Regions from separate parts of the Homo sapiens genome. Here regions 2, 3, 4, 5 and 6 are each linked to region 1. Evidence: read pairs that join two places in POLR2A ChIA-PET (ENCODE). Cell type or tissue: MCF 10A. All regions are shown on one strand. Links, peaks and the distances in the headings refer to the core of each region. The heading gives the core; the rest is flanking DNA. Region 1 overlaps ATP2B4 (ATPase plasma membrane Ca2+ transporting 4). Region 2 has its middle 64 kb from the start of OPTC. Region 3 overlaps LOC124904488 (a long non-coding RNA gene). Region 4 overlaps LAX1 (lymphocyte transmembrane adaptor 1). Region 5 holds the start of LOC124904488 (a long non-coding RNA gene). Region 6 overlaps OPTC (opticin).

Region 1 (4,965 bases), core at 366-4,365:
AGGGAACTCCACTTTGCATCCTAGGAATTCCCTGTCTGGTTTGAGTTTCATGCCTAGGGCTGAATTAGGCTTCTTGTAGGCTGTGGGTTCTCTCTTCCTAGCCCAGCCCAGGCTCTGCCAGTTCTTTTCTACTTAGCCCTCCTTGCCTAGAGCTGGGCTTCTGGGTTCACTGTCATAATGCTGTCCAGCTGGGGTCAGAGGGATCTTCACGAGGAGAGTAGCTAAGGCTTCCCCAACCTGGAAGCAGGAGGCTTCCCCTTCCTGCTTTCTCTCCTGGAGCCCTTTATGCTCCATTCCTTTGACAACTCAGCAGCAACTGTTGCAAGTTTTTTGGGGGTCTGATTTGGTTTTTAACCTTCTCATTCTTGGCTTACATTGGACCATTAGCTGTTGGGAAGAAAAATAGCATTCCCTCCTTGGGTGAAGCAGATACTGCATCTACCGAAAGTGGGGCTTTCATTCTTATTATTTAGCTCCAAGGTGGGAATATGACACCAGATGGAAGCACATTCATGAAGTACAGAAGGTGGCAGAGTGGCAGAGCAGAAAGCTAACTAGAGAGCTCTAGGGAGACTTTTTTCCCTGGGCCACAGTTGCTGTTTTCAAAAAAAGGCCAAGAGCAGGGGGCGGGATAAAGGGAAGCATGCCCTGAGGAAGCGGCCCACCTTGGGAAGGGTTTTGCTGACCAGAATGAGAAAAGAAGCATTGTTCTCCAAGTTCATCATCCTCTGGCTGTGACCTTGAATCAACTGCTTTATCTCTAGGAGCTGGAAGTCTAGCAGATAGGGAGCAAATCTCCAAGCCATGCGTGTATTAAACTGGAGGTGCTGAAGCAGGGAAACTGCTGTATACTCGGAAGAGTAGCATTCGGTTATTAGCCAGAGATGGCTAGATCTTGCATGGCCCTATTTTGATTTTAAGTTACTCCTCCCCCTCAGTCCCCAAATCCAGGGTTGTTGGGGTTTTTTAAAATTAATTTTAACTTTTTTTTTTTGAGATGGAGTCTGGCTCTGTTGCCCAGGCTGGAGTGCAGTGGCGCAATCTCAGCTCACTGCAAGCTCCGCCTCCCGTGTTCACACCATTCTCCTGCCTCAGCCTCCCGAGTAGCTGGGACTACAGGCGCCCGCCACCACACCCAGCTAATTTTTGTATTTTTAGTAGAGACGGGGTTTCACTGTGTTAGCCAGGATGGTCTCGATCTCCTGACCTCATGATCCGCCCGCCTCGGCCTCCCAAAGTGCTGGGATTGCAGGCGTGAGCCACCACACCCGGCCTTTTTTTTCTTTTTTTGAGACAGGGTCTTGCTCTGTTGCCCAGGCTGGAATGTAGTGGCAAAATCACGGCTTACTGTAGCCTCAACCTCCTGGGCTGAGGCCATCCTCCTGCCTCAACCTCCTGAGTAGCTGGGACCACAGGCACACGCCATCATGTCCAGCTAATTTTTTTTATTATTTGTAGAGACAGAATCTTTCCGTATTGCCCCGGCTGGTCTCGAACTCCTGAGCTCAAGCTATCCTCCCACCTTGGCCTCCCAAAATTCTGGGATTACAGGCATGAGCCACCAAACAAAACCCAAATCCTTTTAAGGAAGGACTTAAAAGGTATTCTGCTGTCTGTCCTTCTCAAGTTCCAAAAGAGGACAGCCTTCAAATCAACCCAGAGAAAATTCTCCCTGGTACTATATGAGTGGGAGAAGATTCTGCTGCCTCCTTTGGCAAGGTGTCATAACTCAGACAGCTGGGAAGTCCCTCCTGATGTCTACCCTAGCCCCACCCTTTCTGGGGCTGAGCTGGTTCTGATAAGTAGTGCCTCTGCCGATGTCGTTGGCCCTTCCCTGCTGGAGCTAAGCCACTGAGGGTTGGGCTGCATTTCTCCTCCCAGGCCCTAGGTCCTGCACACTCATGGCAGACACAAATATTCCACTGCTGTTTATTCTATGTTCCCACCCAGCCTGGGCAGGGGCCGTGCACCTCCCCAGCATGGGGTGGGGGTGATGACTTCACAGCTAAACATTCTCTTTGCCTCTCCCAGCTCATGTGTTCAGTCTGGTTCATAGGGCCAGAAGTACTCCCACTCTGGGTGGGGCTTTCTCTCTCATGTTCTTGAGGACAAGATTTCCCCTCAGTTTCCTGAGGAATTTCTAGGGGAAACCCTTTTCCTGTGTTTCCAGCATTCTCTCCCTGCCAAGTTTTCCTTCCCCTCTCCAGGAGGTTGTGTGAGCATCTGAGAAACCACTGCAGAGATCAGGGCCTTTTAGAGCCTTTTCCCAGGCTGGACAAGTATTTGTGTGAAATTACAGCTGCTGAGATCAGGGCCTGAAAGACTCTCTAGGGCAGAAAGAATTGGAATGGAAAGCCCAAAACTGGGGATTGGCCGAGCTCCCAGTCCCACATGGCTTTCCCATGCCTCACCACATGTCAGAGAGGATTCCCAAGGCTACTACAGCTAAGAGCCTTGACCTGCCCCGCCTTGCTGCAGGGCATACTGGGAACTGAGACAGCCACTTGACTTCTTAAGGTTGCTATTGTACAAGCTCAGGGTGACTTAAGGTGGAACACATAGATGAGTAGAAAATGGCAAAAAAAAGAAGCAAGCAAGTGACTTTGAGAGCATTTAGGTAAGAACAAGCCCTGACTTTTTATGTTTTCCATAGTGTATGTCACTTCATTTGCTTGGGTCCAAAAAAGGCCATAAGAAAGGTTTTATTGAGTACAAAATTCATAGGTTTGGACTCTGATGAACCTGATGGCGATGTTACCATCCCTGAGGCCAGGAAGAAAAAAGACAGGACTAATCCACCCCAATTGTAGACAGTGGGAACAGCGCTGGCTTGCTTAGAGGTACAGAGGAAAGCAGCATGCAACCCTGCCCCGTGGTGAAGGAAGTAGGGTGGCCAACCATCCCGGTTTGCCCGGGACTGAGCGGGGTTCCCAGGAGGCAGAAACTTCAGTGCTAAAACCTGGCAAGTCCTAGGCAAACCAGGACAAGTTAGTCACACTAGATTGAAGCCTCAGCTGAGTGCAGCTGCCTCCATGTCCCAGCGTCCTCTGTATCTAGGTTGGCATCCAGTGGCCCTCTGTGGGGTGGCATAGACTCTGCCACTTAATAAGCTCAAGTAGTCATACCCCTGCCAGGCCTTAGTTTGCTTCTATGTCAAATTGGGTTAATAGTAGCTACCAGGTAGGGGTTTGTGATGCTTGAATGAGAAGGCATGAATGTGCCTGGTGAGGCATCTGGCACATAGTAATCACTTAAATGTTAGCAATCTTAGTTATCACTCATTCATTCAGTTCATTCTACAAATTTGTGTGTGTACAATGTGCTGGGCAATGCTGTAGGCCTGAGGAACAAAGATAAAAATCCTGCCCTTGTGGAGGAGGTGGACAAACAATAAATGAATGTGTCCTATTATATGCTAGGTGAGAAGACCTGTGGAGGGAAATGATTGAGCAGGATGAGGGGGATCAAGAGTGCCAGGTAAATACAGTGGTCAGGGTAGGCCTCACTAAAAAGAAGATGTTTGTACAAAGACCTGAGGGAGGTGAGGAAGTGAGCCCTCTCCAACAAAGAGGAATCTGGGCAGAGGGAACAGCTTGTGCAGAGGCCCTGATGTAGATGCCTGTCTAGTGCGTTTAGAGAACAGCAGGCAGGCTGGTTGGGCCAGATCTCAGTGAACATGGAGAAACTAGTAGGAGATAAGGACTGGGGGGCTGGGGGAGTCATAAGGGTCCTGGAAGCCCATCATTAAGTCCTTGGTGCCTAGTTTTACTCTAAGTAAAAGCCAGAGGGTTTTGAGCAGATGAATCGCATGTACTGCCTTGGATCTTAAAAAAGATCATTCTGGCTAATACATTGAGAAGAGACTAAGAACAGGAGAGGGAGGGTGGAGGCAAGGAGACCAGTTAGAAGATGATTGCTATAATCCAGATGAGAGAGGATGGTTTAGACCAGGATGATAACAGTGAAAATGGAAAGTGATTGGACTTTAGATATATTTTGAAGCTGATAGGATTTCTCAACTACATGATATAGGAGATGGGGGCTGGGCATCAAAGATGATTACAGGGTATTAGCATGAGAGCAGAGAGGGACAGGTAGCCCTGTTCTCTGCCCCTCATATGTCCCTCTTTTTGGGAGGGAGGGTTTCATTAGGCTATTGGGGTGCACCTTATGATCTTTAATATCTGATGTCTTGGTTTGCCCTCATAATCATCTACTAAACCTTGGTAAGAAGGAAAGGGCATCTACTCCCTTTACATTGTGAATCCTGCTTTTTTGAGAAGCGTCCCAGGTAGCTTAACAAATTACCAGCACTCCTGCCAGCAAGCCTGGCTCTCCAGCACAGCAGACCCAACTTGGCACAGCCTTGCCATCTCTGGTCCCTGGGGAGAAAGGACCAGCAAGGCCCTGCCCCTTTGGCAAGTCTGCCTCTGCCTGTCTGGGGCTAAAGATTCCCTGCCCAGAACACTCCTTTCCCAGGCTCTGGCTTTCCCTCCTACTGGGAACCTGACTTCTCAGGCTGGTGGGGCAGGGAGTCTCTGGGGAGCAACCCAATTTGCTTCTAGAGGTTTGGCCAAACCTCACAGCTCTGCGGGGCTCAGCTGTGCCCCTAAGCTGGAGGCCAGGGTGATGTGCTTGGGCACTGGGAGTCAGGAGACCCTGGATAAGCCATCAGGCACCACTTCCCTAACCAGCCCCTGTGTCTCTCTCCTAAGCACTAGCAAGTGAATGTGGTCTCAAAAGAGGGCCCTCACACCCCTAACTGCATAGGTGTGGATGCTAGTTCATCCCCTGCCCCCCCACTTTCATCTCCCACCCCCCACATCTACCTTCCCAGACAGATGAGTATCTTATGTATGTCTCCTGATGCTTTTTGTTTTATAGGATAGGGAAATGGAGGCCATCCCAAACTCTGCAAATAATGCTCCCTTGGGTACCTATTTTCCCATTTTCAAAATCTTTATC
Region 2 (4,965 bases), core at 697-4,696, 130 kb before region 1:
ACCTTCCTGGGCCACACCCCCAGCCCCCTCACACTGTGGGAAAATCCAGGTATCCAAAATGGCAAGCCAGATTTTCCTGCGGTGGCGTGGCAGCTGCCCCTTGGAAAAGAGGCAGCCCCCTTCAGCTACTGAGAGAAAGCTGTACTCCCCAGCAGCTGGTCCCAGCAGGCCCCTCACAGATGCAGGTCCTCCTCCTCACAGTGGCACAGCTCCTTCCATTCCCTCAGCCCCGGGAGCAGGAGAGACGGAGAGGAGGGGGCAGTGGGCTGGGCCCCAGGATCTTCCCTAAGACATCAAGCCTGACTGGAACACTCATTTCTCTTTGACCTTCTCTTCTGGCCTGGCCCAACCTACAGACCATGTCACCTCCACACATTTTCCTTTCATAGCTACCCCTCTCCCACCTCTCCAGTCTCTCACCACCCTCTCAGAAAGCTCTCCCTGGCCCTGGCAGGCATCTGCCTGCTCTAGCAAACCCCACCCCCGCAACTTTCTGGCTGGGGCCAGCCAGGGCCAGTAACCCCCTCCCTGAGCCACGCCTTCTTAATATAACCCTCTGAAAGAGGAAAGCTAGCTAACAACCCTGTTCTGCTTTGATGAGCTGACCCCGCTTTTTCCAGTCACAAGGGCAGGCTGAGGCCAAATTTTCCATCCATGGAGAAAGTCCAGGGTTGGGGGATGGGGGGTGGCCCCATAGGCCAATCCGCCTCCCACTTGCTTGGTTTGAATTAGTGGGTGCCTTAAAAAGGAGCAAATGCAGCCTGGTTCTCAGAGCTGGGCCAGGCGCAGCTCAGGGAGCCAGGCAGAAAGCCGAGAGGAGAACACATTTCATTTTAATGGGAAACAGATTTGAGAGGGGAAAAAATGAGAATGAGAGAGGAATGAAACCCCGGCACTCCCAGGAGAGCAGCTGGAGGTCTGCCTGGTGTGACCTCCCATGACGATCCTGCTCACCACCCTCCCGGCCCCACCTCCTGCATGCCACAGTGTTGCACGTCCATGTGCACAGCCCTCTCACTGCCCTGTCCCTCATCGGACCCCCACAGTAGCCCTGAGCGGTAGGCTGAGCAGAGTCACTAGCCCAGCGGATCAACCAGATCCTGTTGTTCAAGGGCAGCGGCACGAGAGAGGAGGGGCACCAGAGGCCTGAGAATTAGAAACTCAGTGACGGGATCAGGTCTGCAAGAGATTTGCATGTATTTGCCTAAGTTATGCAGCAGCACAGACTCTTTGTCTATATTTAGATGTAATGAAATAATCGTATTCTTTTAAAAACTGAGATGGGGCTATTTTAAGGCAGCCAAAGATTACCTGTTTATGTATGATGCATGTAAAACTGTATGGAGAATTACGTGAACACCTATAATCACTCAGGACCCTGGAGAAAATTCTCTTTTCCATTTCCTCCACTAGTGGATTTCTCACCTTGTAAAGTGGGGAAGTGGGATACCTCCCCATTTGACAAGGCAAGAAAATGCCCCCTATCTCCCCAACAATTAAACCCTAAGGCTATTGTGTTTGCCATTAAGAGAAGCATTGGCCCCAGTCTAGGGATAAGGGAAATCAGGCAGGGTGCAGGAATACAAGAGAATCATGAGTTTAGTCTGCAAGAAGTGTATTTTCTCCTTTCCCCTTTCTAGTCCCACATGGAGCTTTCATGATGCCTGCAGGTGAGGGCCTTGTGGGTGCCAGGCACTGTATGGGGTGCAAGGGTTTCAGACATGAGTCTGAACATGGCCTCAGAGTCCTCAAAACAGGTGCGTAAAGTGATCCTATCAGTATAAAATAGTAAGACAGAATTATGTACAGAGGAGGAGTGCTTGGCCTGGGGAGTGGGGGTGGGAATTCCATGAGTGTTTCCAGGAGAAAAAAAGAAGCAAATGGAGCACAGTCTTGGCAGATGAGTAAGAGTTGGCGGGGTGGTGACAGCACGGAGGCATGGAAAAGCAAAGCAGGAGACTGTCCTGGAAATTCAGGCAGAGGCCGGTGGGGCAGAGGAGGGCCTTGTGTGTCTGCCAAGGGTTGGCTCACCATCCTGCAGGCCAAGGCAGCTTTCGGGTGAAGAGTGCTTCGGTCACCTTTAACATGGGTGTTTTGGGCTGCACGGTGGGCTGGAAGGCTGGAGAGAGGTCAGAAAGGAAGCTGCTGCAAACATCCAGAAGGTGATGATGGTCTGAGCAATGGTACCATTGGGAGGGCAGAGGAGGAGAGAGCAGGATTGAGAAAAATTGGAAAGGGAATCAATAGGACCGAGTTAGTAGGTGACTCTAGAGGGCAACCGTAAGGAGGAGGAAAGAGGGGCATGAAGGAATCCAGCAGACTGACATTGTGTTCTCTGTTGGAGAGATCTGGAAGTCAGAGAGGATGAAGCTGTTCAGGAGACAGGAGAAGAGTAAAATCTTTTTTTTTTTAACCTTCCAATGGCCAGATAGAGCTGTTGGGCAACCCCTCAGCTGAGATGCTCCCCTGATTGGAGACTCCCTAGCTCCAGCTGCTTGCAAGCTCAGGCAACATCCTGCAGCCTCTGGAGGATTTAATTCAATTCAACAAATGCTTATTGAACAGTTACTCCACATAGGGAAAGGAGAATCTAATGATGATTGAGTACTTAAATTGTGTTCACAGAGTGTTAAGTGCATTTACATGTAATCTCATCTCTAGTCACCATCCCCTCATCCCTGAGAGGCCAAGTCATTACCCTCCAGGGGCCTGAGAGGTCGAGTCATTTGTCCAAGTTTGGGTGGTAAGTAAGCGGCAGTGCCAGGAGGCAAACCCACAAGTAGTGCCTTATCACTAAGTCACATTGTTACACAATGAAGCCAGGAGGTTGCAAGTGACGAATACACTATTTTAAGCAAATCAAGGAATGCATTGGCTTATTTAACTAAAAAGCACATGAGTCAGCTGGCTCCAGGCACAGCTAGATCCAGGAGCTCAAAAGATGCTGTCAGTTCTCTCTTGCACTTGCTCATAAATGAGTAAATCCATCTCACTCCCATTTATGTTCATCTTGGCTCATCCATAAGGCAGCATAGCACGCAGAGCATAGCATGACTGTTTTGGAGTCCCACAGCCTGGGTTCCAATCCGGACTCCACCACCTAACTAGCTGGATGATTTCAGATGAGCTGCTTAACTTCTCAGTGCCCCTGTTTCCTTGTCTCTAAAATTGATATAATAATATTACCTCTTAGGATTTTTGTGAGGAGTAAATTAGATCGTCCACACAGTGTGCTTGGAGCAGGGTCTGATACAAAATCCGCACCCCAACATATCAGCCATTGTTCTTTCCATCTCTGCCTCTTTTGAGGTGGGTCTCATTCTCTCCTATGTTAGATGCCTTCTTCCGTGTAGCCCAGAGAGATGGCCCCAAGCAACCCCACCTTACATCATCCTTTCAGCCTCTGGTCTCAGGAAAAGAGCTCTTTCTCTGTGTATGGAGGTAGCATGCCCATCCCTGCAGCCATCTCTGAGGCCAGGGGCTGCATCTTCTGTGCTGCTCTGTGGAGGTGGAGGTGGGGCACCATGACTCACAGCCCCCCGTGGGTCATATAGAAGTAGAAGAAGGAGGGTTCCTTAAAAGATGGGATGCTGTGAAGACAAAATAACATATGTCCACTGTTCTGTGCTAGTTGCCGTTATGACAGAGTGTGACAAAAAGTGAGTACGGCAGAGTCTCCTCTCCATGAAAACTTATATCAAAGTAGGAAAGACGAGACAAGGACACATTTATCCAGAAGGCAGACTGTGACAAACTCCATGAGAGAAGGACTGTTAAGATCCCCTGCAATTTTCAGGAAAGAAAAAAATCACACATGGTTGGGTGAATCAGTAATGAGTTTGATGAAGGAGTTTGGCTCCTGGGGATGGTGTCCATTCAGCAAGTACAATAGCGTAGGGGAAGAGGACCTTCTAGTTTGATAGCATAGGGTAGAAAAAGGAATCCTGAGCAATGAGGCTGGAAGGCAGAGCTGGCAGCAGCACATGCACAGAAAGCAGGCGGAGGTCAAGGACTGTTAACTCAGGGGACTAGAAAAGAAACAGCCATACACAGATATTGAATTATCAAGACTGAAGGCAGGGGATGCATGATGTGGAAGAGGCTGTGAGTCAGATGCTGAGGTCATTTAGAAAGTTCTGGGCCGGGCTTGGTGGCTCATGCCTGTAATCCCAGCATTTTGGGAGGCCGAGGTGGGTGGATTGCCTGAGGTCAGGAGTTCGAGACTAGCCTGGCCAACACGATGGCCCATCTCTACTAAAAATACAAAAATTAGCCAGGTGTGGTGGCAGGCACCTGTAGTCCCAGCTACTTGGGAGGCTGAGGCATGAGAATCGCTTGAACCTAGGAGGTGGAGGTTGCAGTGAGCCCAGACCGCACCACTCCACTTTAGCCTGGGCAACAAAAGTGAAATTCTGTCTCAAAAAAAAAAAAAAAAAAAAGAAAGTTCTGGATTTATGAGCATCATCATTCAGGATGAGGAGAAGCCAGGAAAAGCAGATGGCCAGATGGCCAGATGGCAAAGATTTTAAAGAAAAATCTTAATTCTTAATCCCCAGTGCCCTCCAGAGACTTCTTTAATTTTTTTTTCTTTCCCTTTTTTTTTTTTTTCTTTTTTCTTTTTTGAGGCTGGGTCTTGCTCTGCTTCCCAGGCTAGAATGCAGTGGTGTGATCTCAGCTCACTGCAGCCTTGACCTCCTGGGCTCAAGCAATCCTCCTGCCTTAGCCTCCTGAGTAGCTAGGACTACATGTGCATGCCACCACACCCAGCTATTTTTTTTTTTTTTAATTTTTTGTAGAGATGATGTTTTCCTATATTGCCCAGGCTAGTCTCAAACTCCTGGGCTCAAACAATCCTCCTGCCTTGGCCTCCAAAAGTGCTAGGATTACAAGCATGAGCCACCATGCCTGGCCTCCTCCAGAGACTCACGTGAATTCCAATTAATCTAATTCAAGAGAAGTTAGCTT
Region 3 (4,965 bases), core at 537-4,536, 160 kb before region 1:
ATCCACCGCCTCGGCCTCCCAAAGTGCTGGGATTACAGGCATGAGCCACCATGCCTGGCCTATTTTTATTGTTTTTAAACACAAGGTCTCACTCTGTCACCCAGCCTAGAGTGCAGTGGCACAATCATAGTTCACTGCAGCCTTGAACTCCTGGCCACAGGCAATCCATCCATCTCAGCCTCCCAAGTAGCTAGGACTTACAGGCGTGCACCACAACTCTCAGTTAATTTTTTTATTTTTGCAGCGACGGGGTCTATGTTGCCAGGCCGGTCTCCAACTCTTGGGCTCAAGCTCTCCTTCTGTCTTGGACTCCCAAAGTGCTGAGATTACAGGCGTGAGCTACCATCCCTGCCCTGCTTGCTCCCCCAAAAAAACTACTTCAACAAAATGTTTACGTGTGCTTACTGATGTTTCCTCCCCAACTACTGAATTTATCCTTTGCTGAGCATTACTTGAAATTGTCAAAAGCTGGAAGTAATGCAAAAAGATGACTGCTTGTCCTCTTGATGTTCTACTGTGATGTGTCTAACAGGCCCACCAAAATTTATTTCATTCACTATAAGAAACGAGTCTTTGCTTGCCTTCATATTGACTATATATTAGAGCCTGGATTCATTAACACTTATTAACATTACATGTTAATTTGTATATTTTTGTCTAGTAAAGATGAAAATTTTTGCTCTTTGGTAGAAGAATAATTGCGAAGGCTACAGTTTTGTTGCACTGTAGGATATTAACTGATTTTGCATCTAATTTAATAAACTTATTTATGCATTCTTTTCCCAACTAACTATATAAATCTCTGTCCATCAAATGCTCTTAAGAACCGTCTTTAACATACTGCTGGTTCCCTTGTTAACGAGTTAAATGGATCTTTGACACATGTCCATTCTATATTTGTATGGAAGCCACGTTTTAAAATTCTTTGAAAATTATACTTTGACCCACTTCCCCCTTAAACAGAAGCCTGTTCCAAAGAACCAGAACACGCTCTGCTCAGCTCACCTCATGGTAGAGGGAGCAGTTCAGGGTATATTAGGTTGATGCAAAAATAATTGCGGTTTTTGCCATTTTTTTTTTTTTTTTGAGACAGAGTCTCATTCTGTCACCCAGGCTGGAGTGCAGTGGCTCAATCTCAGCTCACTGCAACCTCCACCTCCCGAGTTTAAGCAGTTCTTCTGCCTCAGCCTCCCAAGTAGCTGGGACTGCGGGCATGCACCACCATGCCTGGCCAATTTTTTTTGTATTTTTAGTAGAGATGGGGTCTCACCATGTTGGCCAGGCTGGTCTTGAACTCCTGACCTCAAGTGATCTGCCCACCTCGGCCTCCCAAAGTGCTGGGATTACAGGCATGAGCCACCGCACCTGGCTCTGCCATTACTTTTAATGTAAAAAACTGCAATTACTTTTGCACCAACCTAGTAGATTGCAAGATGGAATTTCAGAGGGGCTCACCACATACATGCAGCTCCTTCTTTTTTCTTTTTTCTTTCTTTCTTTTTTTTTTTTTTTTTGAGGCAGAGTCTCACTCTGTTGCCCAGGCTGGAGTGCAGTGGCATGATCTCTGGTCACTGCAACCTCTGCCTCTTGGGTTCAAGTGATTCTCCAGTCTCAGCCTCCCAAGTAGCTGGGATTACAGGAGTGCACCACTACACCTGGCTAATTTTTGTATTTTTAGTAGAGACGGGGTTTTACCATGTTAGCCAGGCTGGTCTCAAACTCCTGACCTCAGATGATCCGTCCCCCTTGGCCTCCTAAAGTGCTGGGATTACAGGCATGAGCCATTGCACCCTCCTAAAGTGCTGGGATTACAGGCATGAGCCATTGCACCCGGCCCAGCTTCATCTTTAAGATCACTAATCAGGTAAATCACTCCCTTGCTCTTCCGGTGGAGTGAGAGAGGGCTGGGGTGAGAAACCAGGAACGTTACTCTAGCTAAGTTGTTTCTCATGGAAACAGGAAAAGTAGAGAATGCATTCATCCCCACTTATTAGGGCCCAGCATGAGAAACAGCGATAAGCCCAGTGGGAAACTGACCACTGGGCTGGTAGCGGATGGAGGAAGATGGGCAATGTACCTTTCCTGGTAAGGTCACCAGGACTAAAACTCCAAGGACACAGCCAATGGCCACCAGGACTCCATTTATTTAGAGGGTTAGCCTTCTGGTATCCAGGGCTGAGTCGGCTCAGGGCACTAGGAGCAGCTGGAGGTTCCAGAAGAGAAATAGAAATTCTTTGAGCAGCATCTCTGCCTAAACAACCCTAACTGCATCCTTCCCCATAGTGTTACTTGGGTTACCCTCAGGTCCTAGAAATCTAAACATGGTCTGGACTGCTGGGGAATTAACCCAGCCACATCTCAGATGACTGTGGTCTTAATTCAGACCAAGAAATAGACTGTATTTCAGCATTAATAGGGGAAGCATATAAAATTAATTTAAGACCTTTCATGCACCAGGTACTGGGTAGATGTTTTTGTATATTTTGTGTGTTGCAATCCTTATGACAACCTCATGAGTGAAAACTTATTATCTGCTAGATAAAATAAAACTAAGGCCCAGAGAGGCTAGGTGGCTTGTTCAAAGACACAGAGCAAATTAATATAGAGATGGGATCAGAATTAAAGTCTGTGGCACCAAAGCCTGTTCTTAACCCCACAAAGTCTCATTCAAGTGAGTAATTCAGCATCTCTCAGGTCAAAGTTCTGCAGATTCAGGCCCCGGTGCCTAACCACTGTGAGATGTCAGACAAAGGCTGACCTTGTTTCTCTTTCATGAGGATTACCACTTCTGACGTCTCCTAGAGCTTCCATGGAGAATGTAAAATTAAATGTGGACCCAGAATCGCAATCAATTTTCATTGCAGTTTCTGTTGGAGTTGGCTTACTTCTTTCCTTGAAAGGTTCTTGTAAGAACTAGCTGCAGTCACAAGATGATTCATGATTAGGAGCATGCTGAAGTTAAGATGGCCATTTGAGAAAACACAGAGCAGGCTGTGTCACCTCCTTGGCAGCCGGGAGGTCTTGGGTGATGACTCCCTTGTCTCTCGGCTCTTGGCCAACTGGTCCACCACTGACAAGCCTGTTCAAAGCCATTCTATCCCTCACAGCCCAGGGAGTGTTACCACTCCCCAGCCAAGAGCTGGAGAATCCTGTTCTAGCCACAGAGATAATATGTGTACAAGAAGAGTCTATCTTTTTTCCCTCCTTCAACCCCAATCCCATAGGGACAAGAAACAGAGGCAGAGACAGGGAGAATGAGTAGAGGGAGGAGGTTAGCACAAAGAGAGAAGAAGCCCATCGCCCGGCCCCTGCCCAGACAGCCCACCTTGGCAGCCCCAACAGCCCACCTTGGCAGCCCCAACCACACAAAAGGCTATAGCTTAAGTTGGAAACTTTTATTATTACACGGGGCTTGACATTTTAATTTCTAAATTGGGGCAGAGTTTGACAACTTAACATGACCCGAAAGACTTACCTAAGAGTGAATACAAAGTCAGAAGACTGGCTGGGTGCGGTGGCTCATGCCTGTAATCCCAACACTTTGGGAGGCCAAGGTGGGTGGACCACCTGAGGTCAGGAGTTTGAGACCAGCCTAGCCAACATGACAAAACCCCATCTCTACTAAAAATACAAAAATTAGCCAGGCTTGGTGGTGCATGCCGGTAATTCCAGCTACTTGGGAGGCTGAGGCAAGAGAATCGCTGCCATTGCACTCCAGCCTGGGTGACAGAGCGAGACTCCGTCCCAAAAAAAAAAAAAAAAAAAAGAAAGTCAGAAGACTGTGTGATTTTTTTAATACAGGAGCAGAGGAGGAAATTTTCCAAGGTAAATAAACTTTAAAGGAAAGTGAGAGACAAAATAAGGCACTTCCTGATTATAGCCCTTGAGTACTGTGTGTACACCATCCAAGTACCACTCCATATCCACCAAATGGGATCTGTGTCCTGCTTCCCACCTTTTCCCTAATTGTCCCCTGCAAACACTGCTGCAGACCACTGCCTTTCCCTGTCAGAGTTCCATCCTTCCATCAAAGACAGCCTTTTCCTTGTCTGCAGATGTTGGCCACCAGTGGTTGGGTCCTTTATGTCTTAGTCCCACAAACCCACAGCACAGTCCCAGACAGAAAATCTTGTTAGAGACTGAGCTATGTTCCTTCAAATTCATATGTTGAAGTCCCAACTGACAGTACCTCAGAATGTGACTCTATTTGGAGACAGGGCCTTTAAAGAGGGGATTAAGTTAAAATGAAGTCATTACGGCAGGCCCAATCCAATATTACTGGTGTCCTTAGAAGAAAAGGAGACCAGGAAACGGACACAGAGGGAAGATCACATGAAGACACAGGAAAGAGACAGTCATCTGCAAGCCAAGGACAGTGGCCTTGGAAGAAACTAACCCCATGAACATCTCCATCAATATTTGCTGAATTGTTTTTGAATAATACAAATCTTAAGTATCATTTTTAATTTTTTTTTTGAGACAGAGTCTTGTTCTGCTGTCCAAGCTAGAGTGCAGTGGCACAATCTCAGCTCACTGAAGCCTCCGCCTCCTGGGTTCAAGTGATTCATCTGCCTCAGCATCCCAAGTAGCTGGGATTACAGGCACATACCACCACGCCTGGCTAATTTTGTATTTTTAATAGAGATGGGGTTTCACCATGTTGACCAGGCTGGACTCGAACCCCTAGCCTCGAGTGATCCGCCCACCTCGGCCTCCCAAAGTGCTGGGATTACAGGTGTGAGCCACTGCACCTGGCTTTAAGTATAATTTTTAATGTCTTCCCAACACTTCATTATATGGCCACTTCATATTACATTTAATCAACTCCTACTGTTGAATTTCAGACTGCTTCCAAATTTTCCCTAGTTTAAAGAATGCCTCTATGAATATTGTTGTTCAGAGTTTTTGGTGTTCAATTGAATTATTTCCTTAGCATAAATTTTCATGAGCAAGATTACTTGTCAA
Region 4 (4,965 bases), core at 393-4,392, 76 kb after region 1:
TGAGACAAAGTTTCACTCTTGTTGCCCAGGCTGGAGTGCAAGGTTGCAATCTAGGGTCACTGCAACCTCCACCTCCCAGGTTCAAGCGATTCTCCTGCCTCAGCCTCCCCAGTAAATGGGATTACAGGCATGAGCCACCATGCCTGGCTAATTTTGTATTTTTAGTAGAGTTGGGGGTTTCTCCATGTTGGTCAGGCTGGTCTCGAACTCCTTACCTCAGGTGATCCGCCCACCTCCGCCTCCCAAAGTGCTGGGATTACAGACATGAGCCACCATGCCCCGCCTTGGTAGTTCTATTTTTAATTTTTGAAGAACCTCCATAGTGTTTTCCATAATGGCTGTACTACACTTAAAACTATTTCTATATTAATTCATTTGTTTATTAATTCATTCATTTAACAAATATTTATCAGGGCCCTACTAAGTACCAAGCACTGTTTAAGGCACTAGGTGAACAGGATAAACAAGTCCATAACCTCCTGAAGATTATAGACAAGTGGGAGAGTCAAATAATGAACAGAGCTGAGCGTGGTGGCTCATGCCTATAATCCAAGCCTTTGGTAGACCAAGGCAGGAGGATCAATTGAGCCCAGGAGTTCAAAACCAGCCTGAGCAACACATGGAGACCCTGTCTCAAAATTTTTTTTTTTTAAATAAAAAAATGATAAACAGATAAGCATATGAATGTATAATATCAATCAATCGGGCTGGGTGAGGTGGCTCACGCCTGTAATCCCAGCACTTTGGGAGGCCAAGGTGGGCAGATCACCCAAAGTCAGGAGTTCGAGACCAGCCTGACGAATATGATGAAACCCCATCTCTACTAAAAATACAAAAATTAGCCAGGCGTGGTGGTGCGTACCTGTAGTCCCAGCTACTCGGGAGGCTGAGGCAGAAGAATCACTTGGACCCAGGAGGGGGAGGTTGTGGTGAGCCAAGATCATGCCATTGCGCTCCAGCCTGGGAAACAAAAGCGAAACTCCATCTCAAAAAAAAAGATATATCAATCAGTCATCAGTGCTATGAAGAAAAAGTGGAGCACAGCAAGGGGACTGCAAGTAATAGGGTGTGGCCATGGAAGACGTGTCTGAGGAGATGACATTTGACGTTTCAGAAGAGACCTGAATGAGAGGGACTCAGCCATGCAGACAGCTGGGAGAGGAGGATTCCTGGGAGAGGGAGTGGCAGGTCTGACACAGAACTGTGCTCTGCATGGGCAAGGGATCCTGGCAGTCAAAGTCAGAGGGAAAGTGGTAGGAAATAAGGTCAGAGGTAAGCAGAGGCCAGATCATATCGTGCCGTCAAGTCCTCTCTGAGGAAGGACTATAGACTTTATTCTAAGTCACTCGAAGCCGGGGAGAGTGATGAGTAGAGGAGGGATGTGATCTGATTTACCATTTAGAATTATCACACTGGTTTTTGTGTGAAGACAACGAATGTTGAGGCCAAGAGTTAAAGCAAGGAGACCATCCAGGAAAGTTATTGCAAAGGTTCCTGTGAAATGCACAGCAGCTTAGACCCGAGTGGTGGCAACAGAGGAGCAAGAGGTGGTTGGGTTTGGGATAAATGCCCAGGGTAATGCAGCCAGAATCTGCTGGTTGACTGGAAGTGGGGCATGAAAGAAAAAGAGCTCCAAGAATGGCTCCAAGATTTTTGACTAAGCCATTAGATTATGGGAAACACCTGGGGAGTAGCAGGTTTATGTGGGGAGAACAGGAGCTCTGTTTTGGTTTGAGCTGTCTGTTAGGCAACTAGTTAGAAATGCTCACTAGAAACTTGGATGGGCTGGGCGCGGTGGCTCACACCTGTAATCCCAGCACTTTGGGAGACTGAGGCAGGCGGATCATTTGATGCCAGGAGTTCAAGACCAGCCTGGCCAACATGGTGAAATCCCATCTCTAATAAAAATACAAAAAAAATTAGCCGGGCGTGGTGGCGTGTGTCTATAGTCCCGGCTACTCAGGAGACTGAGGCAGGAGAATCGCTTGAACCTGGGAGGCAGAGGTTGCAGTGAGCCAAGATCATGCCACTGCACTCCAGCCTGAGCGACACAGCGAGACTCTGTCTCAAAAAAAAAGAAAGAAAGAAAGAAAGAAAGAAAGAAAGAAAGAAAGAAAGAAGGAAAGAAAGAAAAGAAAAGAAAGAAAGTTGTATAAATAAGCCTAAAACTCAAGGGGACAAAAACCTTCCCTGTTAAATGCCCTGGTTTCTAATAATTGGGGGTAGCACGTCAGTTCCTGATTCCCGCTGTAACTTCAGTTGGCAGCTTCCTGTTGCATTAGGCATAGCCATCTGGGGTTGTAATCATCTGGATGCATTTCAACACCCAAGCAAAACCGAGCAGTGACGCCAGCCCTGCCAGGGAATTGCAAGGTAGCACAGAACATGAATTGGTTAAACTTCACACAACAGCAGTGTGTTGCTTGGAGACCAGCTCCACAAATTGGTGCGGGGGGGGGGGCGGCGGGGGGTGGGGGGTGTTATTCAAGTTCATGCAAGCTGGACTCTGTCACAGAGCCACTCCTTAACTGTACGTTGGCTAATCCTCTCCTCCAAGCAAGCCAGGAAGCCCACGAGTAGGGAACAAGAAGGGGCAAGGCCAAATGACTTTGACTTTGCAGGTTTGGAGGACAGTGTGGCAGAGTGGAAAGAGCATGGTCTTTGGACGCAAACAGACCTAGATTCATATTCCTTCTCTGCTCCTTCCTACCTAGGTGATCTCTGACATGTTACTTTACCTTTCTGAGTCTAAAGCTCAGGTTACTTGGCCACAAAGTGTGATAGGATTGTTAAAGATTAAATAAGTTTCACAGGCCGGGCACGGTGGCTCACACCTGTAATTCCAGCACTTTGGGAGGCCAAGGCGGGCAGATGACAAGGTCAAGAGATTGAGACCATCCTGGCCAATGTGGTGAAACCCCGCCTCTATTAAAAATACAAAAATTAGCTGGGCCTCATGGCACGCTCCTGTAATCCCAGCTACTCTGGAGGCTGAGGCAGGAGAATGGCTTGAACCCAGGAGGCGGAGGTTGCAGCGAGCTGAGATTGTGCCACTGCACTCCAGCCTGGGCGACAGAGAAAGACTCCATCAAAAAGAAAGAAAGAAAGAAAGAGAGAGAGAGAGAGAGAGAAAGGAAGGAAGGAAGGAAGGAAGGAAGGAAGGAAGGAAGGAAGGAAGGAAGGAAGGAAGAAAGAAAGAAAGAAAGAAAGAAAGAAAGAAAGAAAGAAAGAAAGAAAGAAAGAAAGAGATTAATAAGTTTCACATGTGAATCCCTGGCACCCGGTAGGCATTTGAAAGGAATAGTTCCCTTCTCCCCTGTCCAAGTCCCCTCTCTCCATAAAGTCAATATTCAGAGATAACCCTCTCTTCCACCACACCCCACCTGGGCTTTCCTTCACTCGGCTCCCATTCCAAATCTTCAGGCTCTAACTCCAAAAGGAAATGTCTCCTCCAGCCTCTCCACCCTCCTACAGCTAGCACATGTCATTCGATTGTTTTTCTAGAAATAAAGACCAGATCACCAACATCTTTTCCGGGTTTGCGGGACTCCTCGCCATCCTCCTGGTCGTTGCGGTTTTCTGCATCTTGTGGAATTGGAATAAACGGAAGAAGCGTGAGTCCCTTGTTTGTCCTGAGTTGAGACACAGTAGGATTATTAATCTAGGCTGGAATTTAAAGCCCAGCTTATTTACCAGGGATAAACTATTGGCCTGGGGAGTCCTCAGTTCTTACCCGATACATTGGCCATTGCCTCACTCAAGATCCTGAACTGTGGCTCCAAAAGCCCAGTGCTGATGGAGTTCCCCTGGGAAAGACATTGCCCTGGTGCCCCTGTGTCCAGTTTCCTCTTTACGTTCTGTCCATCAAGTCCCCTGTTCCTCTCACTCAAATGAAAATTCCTGTAGCTTGAGTCTGAAAGGGTATTTTTGTGAGAACTGGCAAGGATGGGGAGCATTTTCAGGGGCCATCTCATTCCCATGAGTCTCTTCACTCTGTGCAGCTGACCCCCGCCATGACTCCCATCTCTCTCATTGCCTTGCAGGACAAGTTCCTTACCTCCGAGTTACCGTCATGCCCTTGCTGACTTTGCCACAAACCAGACAAAGAGCCAAAAATATTTATGACATCTTGCCTTGGCGACAGGAAGACCTGGGTAGGTTTTTCCTTCTAATCTATGGAGTCCAGATATTCGAACTTCTACTCCCAGAATGTGCCTCTCACCCTCCAGAAGCAATTTTCTTTAAGTTCTCAAACCTGTTTGCCCTTCAGAGAGTATCAGGGAGAATGGGATAGATAGACTGTCAGCTGCAACTCCAGGGGGGTCTGGAGGGCTCCAAAAAGGGAGCAGAGGGTCATCTGGGCTGGGAGTTTTGTTTTTTCTTAATGTTAAGGCAACAGAAGAAAGCCAAGTGTGTCCAGGCATAGGGAAGACACCAAGGAAGAGAACTCGGTGCCAGCATCACAGGCAGAGGATGGGGCAGGGAGGAGGTTCTCACACAGGAGCTTGTTTCTCAGCCTCCCAACCCCTGTGATAGCATCCTCCAGTGCCACAGAAGCTGAGGGGCTTCCGGTTCTCAGAGTGTCATCCCCATAACTCTGACCTCAGAACATGAGAGAACACCAGACCCAAGGCTGGAAATTCCAGACACCACGCAAACCCGCTTCATCCATGATGCAGGGATTATTTGGACTGAAGCACTCAGAGGACTGGCTATCTTCAGGATTTGTTCTCTGTCCTTTCAGGGAGACATGAGTCGAGGAGTATGCGCATTTTCAGTACTGAGAGCCTCCTCTCCAGAAATTCTGAGAGCCCGGAGCATGTGGTAAGAGTCAAGCTTCTTGGGAGAATGACATGTCTCTGGCAGAAGAACTGCGGGGAAAGAGTTATAGGGCTTAGATCTGGTTTCACTGCAAACAAACAGCATGCCCTTTGGCACTCGCCCTGCAGTCCTATTAATAAATTG
Region 5 (4,965 bases), core at 387-4,386, 180 kb before region 1:
CAGCTGTGTGCTTGGGTTGTAATCACCTTGCCAATGTAGATGCTGCTCCTTTGAAGAAGTAATCTGAAAATAGGGTCCTTCTTAATGTCAGCAGATCAGTACATTATTCCTGCAGAGATGATAGGAAATGAAGACAGGAAGCTGTCAGAAAGTCAATATTTCAAAGGACCAAAGAGTCCTCAGGGTCCTTTGGTCCATGCACCTGTGTCTAGGCAGGGCTTTACCTAGTGCAGATGGTGATCTTCTCTGGTTTACGCCAGGGCCAGAGGTGCAGGCTGCAGAAAGCACCTGCCACCATCTGTAGGACATCATGCTAGCCCTACACATTACACACATCATCACGTTTCATCTCCATCGTAGCCTGATGAGGTGGGCGCTACCCCAATTTTATAGAAGGCAGACTTTGGGAGGCCGAGGCGGGCAGATCACCTAAGCTCAGGAGTTCGAGACCAGCCTGGCCAACATGGTGAAACCCTGTCTCTACTAAAAATACAAATATTAGGCAGGTGTAGTGGTGGGCACCTGTAATCCCAGCTACTCAGAAGGCTGAGGCAGGAGAATTGCTTGAACCCGGAAGGCGGAGCTTGTGGTGAGCCCAGATCACGCCACTGCACTCCAGCCTGGGCGACAGAGTGAGACTCCATATCAAAAAAAAAAAAAAAAAAAAAAAAAAGAAGGCAGAGAGGTTAACTTTTGGTCCAAGGTCACACAGTGAGGAGTAAGAGGCAGACTAGATATTCAAATTTGACCTGAGTGCAAAGCCTGCTGGCCCTCTGGCCTTAGAACTGCGTGTCTGACACACCTGCTGAATCCATCTTGCCTCACTCACACTTCCTTGCTCATAGAACATACCCAATAAATCTTATGCCAAGCCAGCTCGCTCCATGGCACGGTGGGGAGGCAGACCTGCTACAGAAATCTGACCATGTAAATGGCTCCTTTTCTACCCCTCCTCTCCTGACGTTCCTAGTGGTGGCCCCTGCACACCTGGCTTTCTCCTCTAAGCCTCACCAGTCTGGATCTCCCTTCCCACACCCCCTCCCTTCCTATCTATTGTCTCTGAGCCCAACTTCTTGGCTCCTGTGCTCCTATTCATGGGATTTCTTTCCGCTTCTGTAACCCTGAGTACAATAGGCTCCTTCCTGCTTATTGGTAAACAGAGTCACAACAAGCCCGAGTGTGTTCTAGGCTAGGCTTGAGCTCTTGATCGAGACTCTCTCTCAGACTTTTGTTCCAGTTTTTTCTTTTTTTTTCTAATGGGGACATGAACTCCTAGAGAGGTGGCCTGGCACGCCCCTGCCTCTCTGCTGCTCCTCTCCATTCTAGAGCATTACAGTTTGAGAGGGTACAGCACCAAACTTACTGCCTCATTACTTCCATGAAGTCCAGGAACTGCCCACTTACCTCCTGTCTGGAATACCGGAAGAGAAGTGGGAAGGGGAAAGTGTTTGTTTGTTTGTTGCCATCACCAAGCAAGTTCCCACCACCCCACCCCCCAGGGGTGGGTGGTGTTGTCCAAGTAACTTCTATGACAGCCTGCAAAGAAGGAGAAATAGACAAGTTGGGGACATCAACACCCCAGAAGCAAGAGCACACACCCCACCCGGAACAGAGCAGGCAGCCACAGCTCCTACATCTCAGGGGCTGATGGGGATGTCCTAACTCTTAACCAAGGAGGTCCCCGGTCTCCCGTAAATCCTGAGTCTCAGTTTCCTGAGCAGGGTAGAGAAGGAACCCTTGAGTGTGCAAGGCCCCATCGACAAAGAGATTTACACAGATCCAGGCCCTGACTCAATCTTACCCACCTTTAGTGTCCTTCATTCATTTTGTTTTAATGATTCTTTATTAAGTGCTGAGCACCAGGGTCAGCATAGTAATAAAGACAGACAAGGTCCCTGGCCTCAGGGAGACAGGCAGGAACAGAATAAACAAATAATAACAGATAAATGATACAATTCAGACAGGGACAGGTGCTAGATGACAACAAAAGGAAGTGAACATGGCAGTGACTGGTAGTGGAGGCCAGTGACAGGAGATAGGGCAGTCAAGGAAGGCCTCCTGGGGGTAGTGATGGTTGACCTGAGACCTCTGTGATGAGAAGGCAGCAGCCATGCAAAATGTGAGGGGAACGTTTTCCAGGCAGTGGGGACAGAAGGCAAAAAGCACAAAGGAGAGAGGAGCCCATGTGAGCAGCAGAGAAGGCTTGGGGTGCGGTCAGAGGCAGCAGGGTCCTGGATAGGAAAGCCTCCGAGGATTCTATTGTGAGTGCACGGGATCCTTCTCTGAGAAACCCACACCCCTTGCCGCCTTCTCTGCCTGTTAGTCATGCTGAAAACACGAGGCAGGAGGGAAAGGCAGCATGATTCACAGACTGGAGGGTGACAGTGACCAGAGCAAGTTTAACCTTTTAAAGAGGAAGGATCTGTTGCTTGGCTACCAGGCAACAAGGTAACGAGTGGAAATGGGGAACAGAAATGGAGAAAGGAGACCTAGAAGAGGGGCGGTGGAGAAAGGGCAGGAACCCCTCATGGGCTGGAGCCTGCAGAGGGAGGGAGAAAGTGAGCAGCTTCCAGGAGGTGTGGGGCTTTGAAGAAAGGGAACAGAGAGCATTTGAAGGAAGTGTGGGTGTAATGCAGGCCACCGTCTCCAGAAGACTCAGGCAGGTGCTTCACTGTGTCTTAAAGCTTTTAGAGTCAGATACTGGGTTCTTTAGGGTGTGTCTCCAGCTTGAAGTGTGCCTCACAGTAGACGCAGGAAGGCCTTGTTTGATTTGGGTTACAGGAGAAGCAGAGGCCCCTGTTTGGGGCTGCACTGTGGAGACTGGAATTTGGGTAGAAGGGGCCACTGCTCCCGCTTGGATACTAACCAGCTGTGTGGCCTCAGGCATGTCTGCTTTCTTCTATCCCCTCCTCTGGCCAAGAGAAGAGAAGATTCAGTGATCTCCAAGGTGCAGTCTGCAGCTCCGTGATCTCACATGTTCTTTTGTTTTCTTAACAGGAAGGCTACTCAGAGAGGGGTCCCCACAAGGGATGAGGGACAAGTTGCCTAACCCTGTGGCAGACGGCTCTGCTTCTCTTCATGGTAAGAGAGGAAAGTTACAGGGGTATGCCCCCTGGCTCCCCGGCATCCACACGCTGCTCAGACCCAGCCACCCCAAAGACACCACCCCTCCCTCAGGGACGGGGACTCCCAGGAGCCTCCCTCAGTTTCCAACTTTAGGTGCCAGGAATGGGGCTGGGTTTCCCCCACCCTCCAGAAAGGTAGAGAAAGGAGCCAAGTGACCCTGTAAACACGTCCCCAAGGAAGAAGGCTGCGACTTCGGCGGATGAAGCAGCCCCCTGGAAAAAGAAGGGCCCCAGGTGACTGTGGCCCTGAGAGCCAAGAGTTCAGCAGCTCTGTCCCTCTTCATGCTGTGGCTCAGGGCAGAGCCAAGCCCCAGGTCCTGCCCGGCCCTCTCCTTCCCCATCTCCTTCCCTCTAGCTTGGCGGCGGGGGGGCCTGTGGATAGCTTCTGAAACACACTGCCTGCTTTCTCATGCAGGATAAATGCCTCCCTCCAGAACCTGCCCAGCTTTTCCACCGCATTAGTAATCAGCGCACAGAACAAGCGCTTTCTCTCCCTCTCCTCCCCCGCCTCAGTCTCTCTCTCTCTTTTTTTCTCTCCCCCAGCCCCCGCTTCCTTTACCTACTCCTGCCTCCTCCCCACCTATCAGAGTCACTGCCACCTCCCGGGAAGCTGAGAGGGTTTATCATCAAATCAGGCTTTGTCATAAAGAAAACAGATTTATTTTCCTCGCTTTGAGAAGGTGCTGACAGGAGCAGCGAGGGAAGGGGTGTTTTGTATATTGAAAGCCTTTCTCCCCCTGTGGCTAAATCTCGCGCTATTTTCTAATTTACCTCAAATGCTGCTCCTCCAGCCTGCCTCTCCATACGCCCACGCTTTCAACCCCTACCTGTGAGCCTCTGCCCACCGGACCGGCTCACTTCTAGTCATTCCTTCATTCAATGTATTTCCCTTGTTCAGGATGTAGAGGCCTTTCTTACATGCCAGGGACTCCAGGTGCTGGAGATGTGAGACATACAGCAGGGCAAGGAGGTGGGGAGGGAGTTGCACAGGTACAGGAATAGAACATTAAAATACCAAGCAGTGGCCTGGAGCGGTGGCTCACGCCTGTAATCCCAGCACTTTGGGAGGCCAAGGCAGGTGGATTGCCTGAGGTCAGGAGTTTGAGACCAGCCTGGCCAACATGGTGAAACCCCGTCTCTACTAAAAATACAAAAATTAGCTGGGCATGGTGGCAAGCACCTGTAATCCCAGCTACTCAGAAGGCTGAGGTGGAAGAATCGCTTGAACCTGGAGAGGCAGAGGTTGCAGTGAGCCGAGAATACACCACTGCACTCCAGCCTGGGCAACAGAGCGAGACTCTGTCTCAAAAAATAAAATAAAATAAAAATAAAGCAGTAAGTGGGGACAGAGGCATGCACATGGCCAATGGCAGCACCAATGTGGAGCAGCCAGTTCATGAGGAGGCAAAGACCAAAGAAGGATCCTGAAAGCAGGGACGCTGGACCAGGACACCTAGGACTGGTGGAAGCTCCTGGGCATAGGGTGGGGGAAGGAAGGCACTCGGGGACCCTCAACAGAGGGAGCACTGTGCAGGCAGCAGCTGGCGCATGTGGCGTGAGCAGAGGTGGGGGTGGAGAGGGCAGGAGAGGCGGCTTCAGGGGGCAGAGCATGAAAGGAGCTCCTGCTGGAGTTTCATGGAGGGGTGATTGGTCAGAAGGCTCAGGTGGAGATTTGGGAAGTTCTGTGAAAGGTGGCTGTGACTGATGGGGACAAGCCTGGAGTCTGAGGAATTGGTGAGGAGGCTGATGCATGTAGATTAGAGGAAGATGTGAGTACTGTGTGAGAACAGAGGTAGCAGAGTTGGATGGGAGAAGGGTTCGGAGATGTCCAAGGAGCCAT
Region 6 (4,965 bases), core at 431-4,430, 190 kb before region 1:
CACACCATCCTACTGGGGCTGAGGTAGGTAAGATTTCTATAGGGCATTCCTTCATTTCCTGCTCTTCTGAGGCCAGGGCCTCCTGTTAGATTTGGAGGGAGCCATTCATAAGGATGGAGAACTGACACGAATCTTCACCCAGATGCGCTTCTTGTAGCACTTACCTACTCCCTGGCTCGCTGGCCAGTCTCTTGAGCGTGGTTGGCTCAGCCAGCTGGGCTGGTTCCTGGCTACTGGGGTTTCCATCCTTCCCATTCGCTCCTACATGTTCGACCACCAGAGGGCAGCCTTGTGCAAAGATAAATAAAAATAGCAATTACTCACCTTCTGCCTTTTGGATCCTGGGCAGGGGCTACTATGCTGGAAGGATGGGAGGAAGGGCAACTATCATGTAGCCAGTGATTTGTTCCTTGAGTTAGAAGGGAGAGGAGGAGATGCCACCCTTCTCCTGACCGTTATAAGGAGGCTTTGGGCAAGGGGTATGTGATGGACGGGCTCTTGGCCTCAGGCCTCATGCTAAGGCATGAGAGAGGGATGAGGCAGGGAATTCACTTACTCACGCAGGAGGATCTTATGGAGCACCCACTGCTACGTGGTGATAAGATGGTACGCAACAGAAACATATTCCTTTTCCTCAGAGAGCTTAGAATTTAGTGCAAAAGACAGGTGTGAAACAAATAAGCACACCAATAACCATGCTATTCAACTCATAAAAGTGCTGTAAAGGGTATGTAGAGAATGCTATGAATGCTTACAAGAGGAGGACCCAACTTAGGGGTCCAGAAGATCTTGCACAACTGATGTTTAAGCTGAAACCCAAAGGAGTGGGAGTTAGCCAGGCAATGAGTTGCCAAGGCAACTATTCAAGGTCCCTGGTGGTCCCCGAGTCTGGAGGGACAGGTGTTTCTTGTGGGCCACGTGGAAAGGAATCCATGTATCTGCCTCCCCCCACCTCACTGTGCACTTGGATCCTCACGGCGGTCCTGTAAACAGCCAAGTCAGAAATTATTATTCACATTCTTCAGATGGAGAGATGGAGAACTAGAGACCAATCACTGACCCCAGTTCACACGGGTGACTCAGGGTTGGACCAGGACTCAACACACAGGCTACAGACTGGCAGTGGGAAGTCTTGAAGGTGGTGGGAGGTGACTTCATGCCGTCATGGTACCTACCCTCACTCCCAGGGAATCTAGGATTCCAGCGCACCTGGCCCCAGGGAAGGACGGGGAAGGCAGTGAGCCAAGGGCCCCTTGACTTTCAGAGCAGCAGAGCTGTCACTGGCCCTTCCTCTCCTTTGCCTCCTCTTTCTGTCTTCCAAGAGTTTGTTACAGCGGAATCTCTCTCTCTGTGTGTGTCTCTCTCTCTCTCAGAGTGTGTGTGTGTGTGTGTGTTTTCTGTCTCTCTCTCCCTTTCTCTGTTTCATCCACCAATCCTATCCCCTTCCATATCCAATATCCCGTTCCATATCCTGCTTTATTGGATTATGACAAGGCCTAGGCATGCAACAGCTGAAAGCCTAAAGTTCTCCAAATGCAAGAGATCCTGGATTGAGGAATCCAATTTTCTTTTTTCTTTTTTTTTTTTTTTTGAGATGGAGTTTCACTCTTGTTGCCCAGGGGGGAGTGCAATGGCGTGATCTTGGCTCACCACAACCTCTGCCTCCCGGATTCAAGCAATTCTCCTGCCTCAGCCTCCTGAGTAGCTGGGATTACAGGCATGCGCCACCACACCTGGCTAATTTTGTACTTTAAGTAGAGACAGGGTTTCTCCATGTTGGTCAGGCTGGTCTCGAACTCCTGACCTCGGGTGATCTGCCCGCCTCGGCCTCCCGAAGTGTTGGAATTACAGGTGTGAGCCACCACTCCTGGCCGAGGAATCCAATTTTTTCAAAAATCTAATTAAAAAAAAAAAAGGTTTTCCAGAACTGGGGCTTTTGGGTACTGGAAGCCACATCATTCCCACATGCCTCTCGGTTACTCTTTGCTGAATACAGAAAGTCACCTGGCTCCTGCTCTATTGTGGGACAGGAGATCTAACAATCCCTGGACTCCTGGAGTTTGCCAGACCTATAATAGAAGCTTTTCTGTGCATCAACTCATTTAATTCCAGCAAAAACCCTAGTGAGTAGGGATGCTCATCTTCAGACTGCAGATGAAGAAACAGGCTTCTGAAAGGGGAGAGGCCCAAACCCAAACAGCAAGAGAGTGGCAGAGCTAGGATTCAATCCGGGGTCCATCCAGCCAGAGTCTGAAGTCCTGCTCTCTGCCACACTCCAATGCAGACACCATTTTCAAGTTCCAATTAAAGGAGGCCAGCTCCAGAGAGTTTCTTTCCCCAGGCCATTGCTGCTCCGGGAGGGGTTCCCCAAGGGCCGCTGCCTCTGCAGCTGTCTCTTGGCTAATCCCCCATTTTTGGCTAGGGAAGCCCAAGGAATAGAAAGAATGCCCTTGTTGTCTGTCTCCCTGAAGAAATTCTAAACAGAGCATCTGTCCCTCTGCACCAGGGAGGGAAGGAGGAAGAGAGAGATGGGGAGAGACAGAGAGAGAGAAACCCCACAGCTGTTCCTTCTCGATCTTGATGTGAACAGCTAGGCCTCCTGTTTCTCAGGTACCTAAAGGGGTTAGGGTTGGGCAACTGGCAGGGAAGGCAGAGAGCACCTCTTTAGCCAGAGTGAGGCCCTCCTGTCTTGTAGAATGGTAAAGATGGAGAGAATGACACAGAGCAGATGCAAGCCAGCCCTGAGAGAGTACAAAGGAAGGGAGTGAGAGGAGGGGCTGTGGGGTCCAGCCAGGCACGGCAGCTAGCTTGAGGGCCTCATGCCAGCCGGCAGTCTAGGTTTGCATCACATCCACCTCCTCCAACACCAGACTTTCCTAACCTCACTCATCCAGGTCCTTTGTGGCCCAGCAGCAACTCATATTTGACCTTGGCAAGGGCACTTGCTCTGGGCGGCACCCTGGTGACTATTCTGCCAGCTCTGTGTGAAGGGGAGTGCCTCCCTCCTCTGGGGCACCCTGTGGCCTTCAGGAGGGTCTTGCCCTAACCTGTCCTATGAGTATCAGCGGGAGGAGGTCAAGGGGAAGAGGCCAGGGCCCCTCCTCTCCGTGAGAGAAAGGATGAGTTTGCAATGACCTCCCCCTCTGCCTGCCCCATTCTCAGCTCCAGGGTCCTGTTTTTCCAAAGGTTACCCAGCAAGGCCTAGGGCCAGAGGAGGCTCGTGGAGAAGGGAGGGTGGGAGGGGCTGCTGGAGAGGCTGGAGCTAAGTCTGTTTTAGGAGCCAAGGCCATTTCCCCACCCTGACCTTGCCTGGACTCCCTTCCTGCTTCCTTTTCTCTTTTGTCTCTTCCCTGGGAATAGTAATCTCTTACATTTCTGCTGTCAGTTTGCACTTCAGCAAGCTCTTTTACATATGGGACCTAATTTGGCAGTCCTAACAACTCTGTGAGGAAGGAATTATTATCCCTGCTTTTACTGATGAAAATGAGAGGCTAAGTACTTTGTCCCAGAGAAAGATGACTTAACATAAACAATCTATAACAGAAAAAGAAAGATGGGCATGGGGGTGGAGCTGCAGTGACAGCCATCACTTCTTGGGAATTCTTGTCAGAGAAATGGGAAATCCCATCTCCAGCTCCTGGAGCAGAGGATGGGTGCCCCTACCACGTCCCCCCAAAATGCTTTGAAAAGCAAGGACTCGGGAGGGCATCACCCAGGCTAGAAAAAGGGGGGCTGCCTATGGAGCTTGAGTCCAGGGCCTGCCCCCAGCAGGTTCAAGGCCTGTATCCTTAGGAAGCACATGAGGTAATGAAGGTCTCAGCTCAGGAGAACCTTGGGGCTCAAAGACACACGGCCCCCCATCTCTGCCGCACCCCTACATGCCTGTGTCTGTGTCCTCCTTCCTTCTGGCCAGGACAGAGGCAGACAGACCAGACGGGGAGGTGGCCCCGGCTCTCCCCACCCCCTCCCTGTCTAGCTGCCTCTCAGCTTTCTCCTCCCACCTCACCTGCCCCTCCCCTCTCCCCCACACTAGACACCAGCTCAATTTTGTCTCTCCTCTCTCTCAAGGTCATCTCTTGGACCAGCGGGCATCACATTCTCCAGCAGCCGCCATCTCACACGCCTCCCTCCTGTGGCCGCCGGCAGCATGGACAAAGGTCTCCATGCAGGGGGAGGAGGCCTGCTTCTTTCCCCACAGCTCTCACGTCTCCCTTCTCCCTGCGGGTGACAAAGAAGCCCAAGGACCACCTCCTTCCTGCCTCATTGTAATAAAATTCCCCACACTGAGGCCTTCTTGTCTTCAACCTGGCCTGTCCAGCCCTTCCAGATATGGCCAAACCCATGGCCTGGATGGGCTTGTGTACTTCCTTTCAAATGAGCCCACACAGAACGCCCTGCTCTCCCCTTCCTCCCCTCTGCACTCCTTCTGCCTCCTTTTTCTCTATTCTCCTTCTGTGCTCAGGCACCACAGCAAATAGCTTTTTGTTTCCTCCTGGCACTACCAGTCCCAGCCCTGCCTTCAGGAATTCTTTTCTCTCTCTCTCTCTTTTTTTAAAAGACTGGGTCTCACTAGGTTACCTAGGCTGGTTTTGAACTCTTGGGCTCAAATGTTCACCTGCCTTAGCCTCCTGAGTTCCTGGGATTACAGATGTGTGCCACTGTACCGACTCCAGAATTATTTTCTTTTGTGTCTAACACACAGTTCAGACACAGGAGGGAGTGGAAGTGTTTCTTGTTATGGCATCTGTAGAGGAACTGTGATGCAAGGGAGTGAGCACTGGAATGAGAATCTGAAGACCTGAGTTTGACTACCCTATATCCTGATCACACCAGCACCTCACTCTGTCCTGGCCCCTTGGAGTTCCCTCACTCCAAATCTGTTGCTCAAAGCATATCCAAGCCCAAGGGGTGTGGTGCCTATCCCTATCTTATTACATTTCTAGTCTAAGAACAAAGACCCAACCC

The links. ChIA-PET counts read pairs that join two places held together with the same protein. Peaks named below come from ENCODE experiments on the same cell type or tissue, not always from the same donor. Only the 100,000 strongest peaks of a DNase experiment are listed, where the experiment ranks them.
Region 2: POLR2A ChIA-PET joins it to region 1 with 26 read pairs; 4 of 35 experiments call an interaction of 5 or more read pairs at or near these places.
Region 3: POLR2A ChIA-PET joins it to region 1 with 13 read pairs; 2 of 35 experiments call an interaction of 5 or more read pairs at or near these places.
Region 4: POLR2A ChIA-PET joins it to region 1 with 13 read pairs; 6 of 35 experiments call an interaction of 5 or more read pairs at or near these places.
Region 5: POLR2A ChIA-PET joins it to region 1 with 14 read pairs; 6 of 35 experiments call an interaction of 5 or more read pairs at or near these places.
Region 6: POLR2A ChIA-PET joins it to region 1 with 12 read pairs; 7 of 35 experiments call an interaction of 5 or more read pairs at or near these places.

The regions. Positions count from the first base shown.
Region 1 is chr1:203,690,906-203,695,870 of GRCh38, forward strand. The region is part of intron 2 of ATP2B4 (ATPase plasma membrane Ca2+ transporting 4); the gene reads left to right. Among named protein-coding and RNA genes, the nearest start is that of SNORA77, 36 kb to the right of the region's middle. In MCF 10A, for the core only: no CTCF peak of the experiment used is centred there; DNase peaks (open chromatin) are centred at 1,916 and 2,416.
Region 2 is chr1:203,555,665-203,560,629 of GRCh38, forward strand. No RefSeq gene overlaps it. Among named protein-coding and RNA genes, the nearest start is that of OPTC, 64 kb to the left of the region's middle. RefSeq lists enhancers at 485-1,409, 1,423-2,000. In MCF 10A, for the core only: no CTCF peak of the experiment used is centred there; DNase peaks (open chromatin) are centred at 1,967 and 2,867.
Region 3 is chr1:203,531,717-203,536,681 of GRCh38, forward strand. It overlaps LOC124904488 (a long non-coding RNA gene), which reads left to right. Exons shown (of 3, transcript XR_007066809.1): 3 at 245-610. Among named protein-coding and RNA genes, the nearest start is that of OPTC, 40 kb to the left of the region's middle. In MCF 10A, for the core only: no CTCF peak of the experiment used is centred there; a DNase peak (open chromatin) is centred at 3,025.
Region 4 is chr1:203,767,324-203,772,288 of GRCh38, forward strand. It overlaps LAX1 (lymphocyte transmembrane adaptor 1), which reads left to right. Exons shown (of 5, transcript NM_017773.4): 2 at 3,505-3,614; 3 at 4,044-4,154; 4 at 4,745-4,824. Among named protein-coding and RNA genes, the nearest start is that of LAX1, 4.6 kb to the left of the region's middle. In MCF 10A, for the core only: no CTCF peak of the experiment used is centred there; a DNase peak (open chromatin) is centred at 2,338.
Region 5 is chr1:203,510,646-203,515,610 of GRCh38, forward strand. It overlaps LOC105371688 (a long non-coding RNA gene), which reads right to left. Exons shown (of 5, transcript XR_007066807.1): 2 at 2,867-4,965; 3 at 1,405-1,536; 4 at 1-109. LOC124904488 (a long non-coding RNA gene) reads left to right here and starts at 2,252. Exons shown (of 3, transcript XR_007066809.1): 1 at 2,252-2,448; 2 at 2,998-3,081. RefSeq lists enhancers at 1,105-1,845, 1,833-3,032, 2,370-2,429, 2,580-2,629. In MCF 10A, for the core only: no CTCF peak of the experiment used is centred there; a DNase peak (open chromatin) is centred at 2,326.
Region 6 is chr1:203,504,578-203,509,542 of GRCh38, forward strand. OPTC (opticin) reads left to right here. Exons shown (of 8, transcript NM_014359.4): 8 at 4,069-4,372. LOC105371688 (a long non-coding RNA gene) reads right to left here. Exons shown (of 5, transcript XR_007066807.1): 4 at 165-4,965. Among named protein-coding and RNA genes, the nearest start is that of OPTC, 13 kb to the left of the region's middle. RefSeq lists a silencer at 131-306. In MCF 10A, for the core only: no CTCF peak of the experiment used is centred there; no DNase peak of the experiment used is centred there.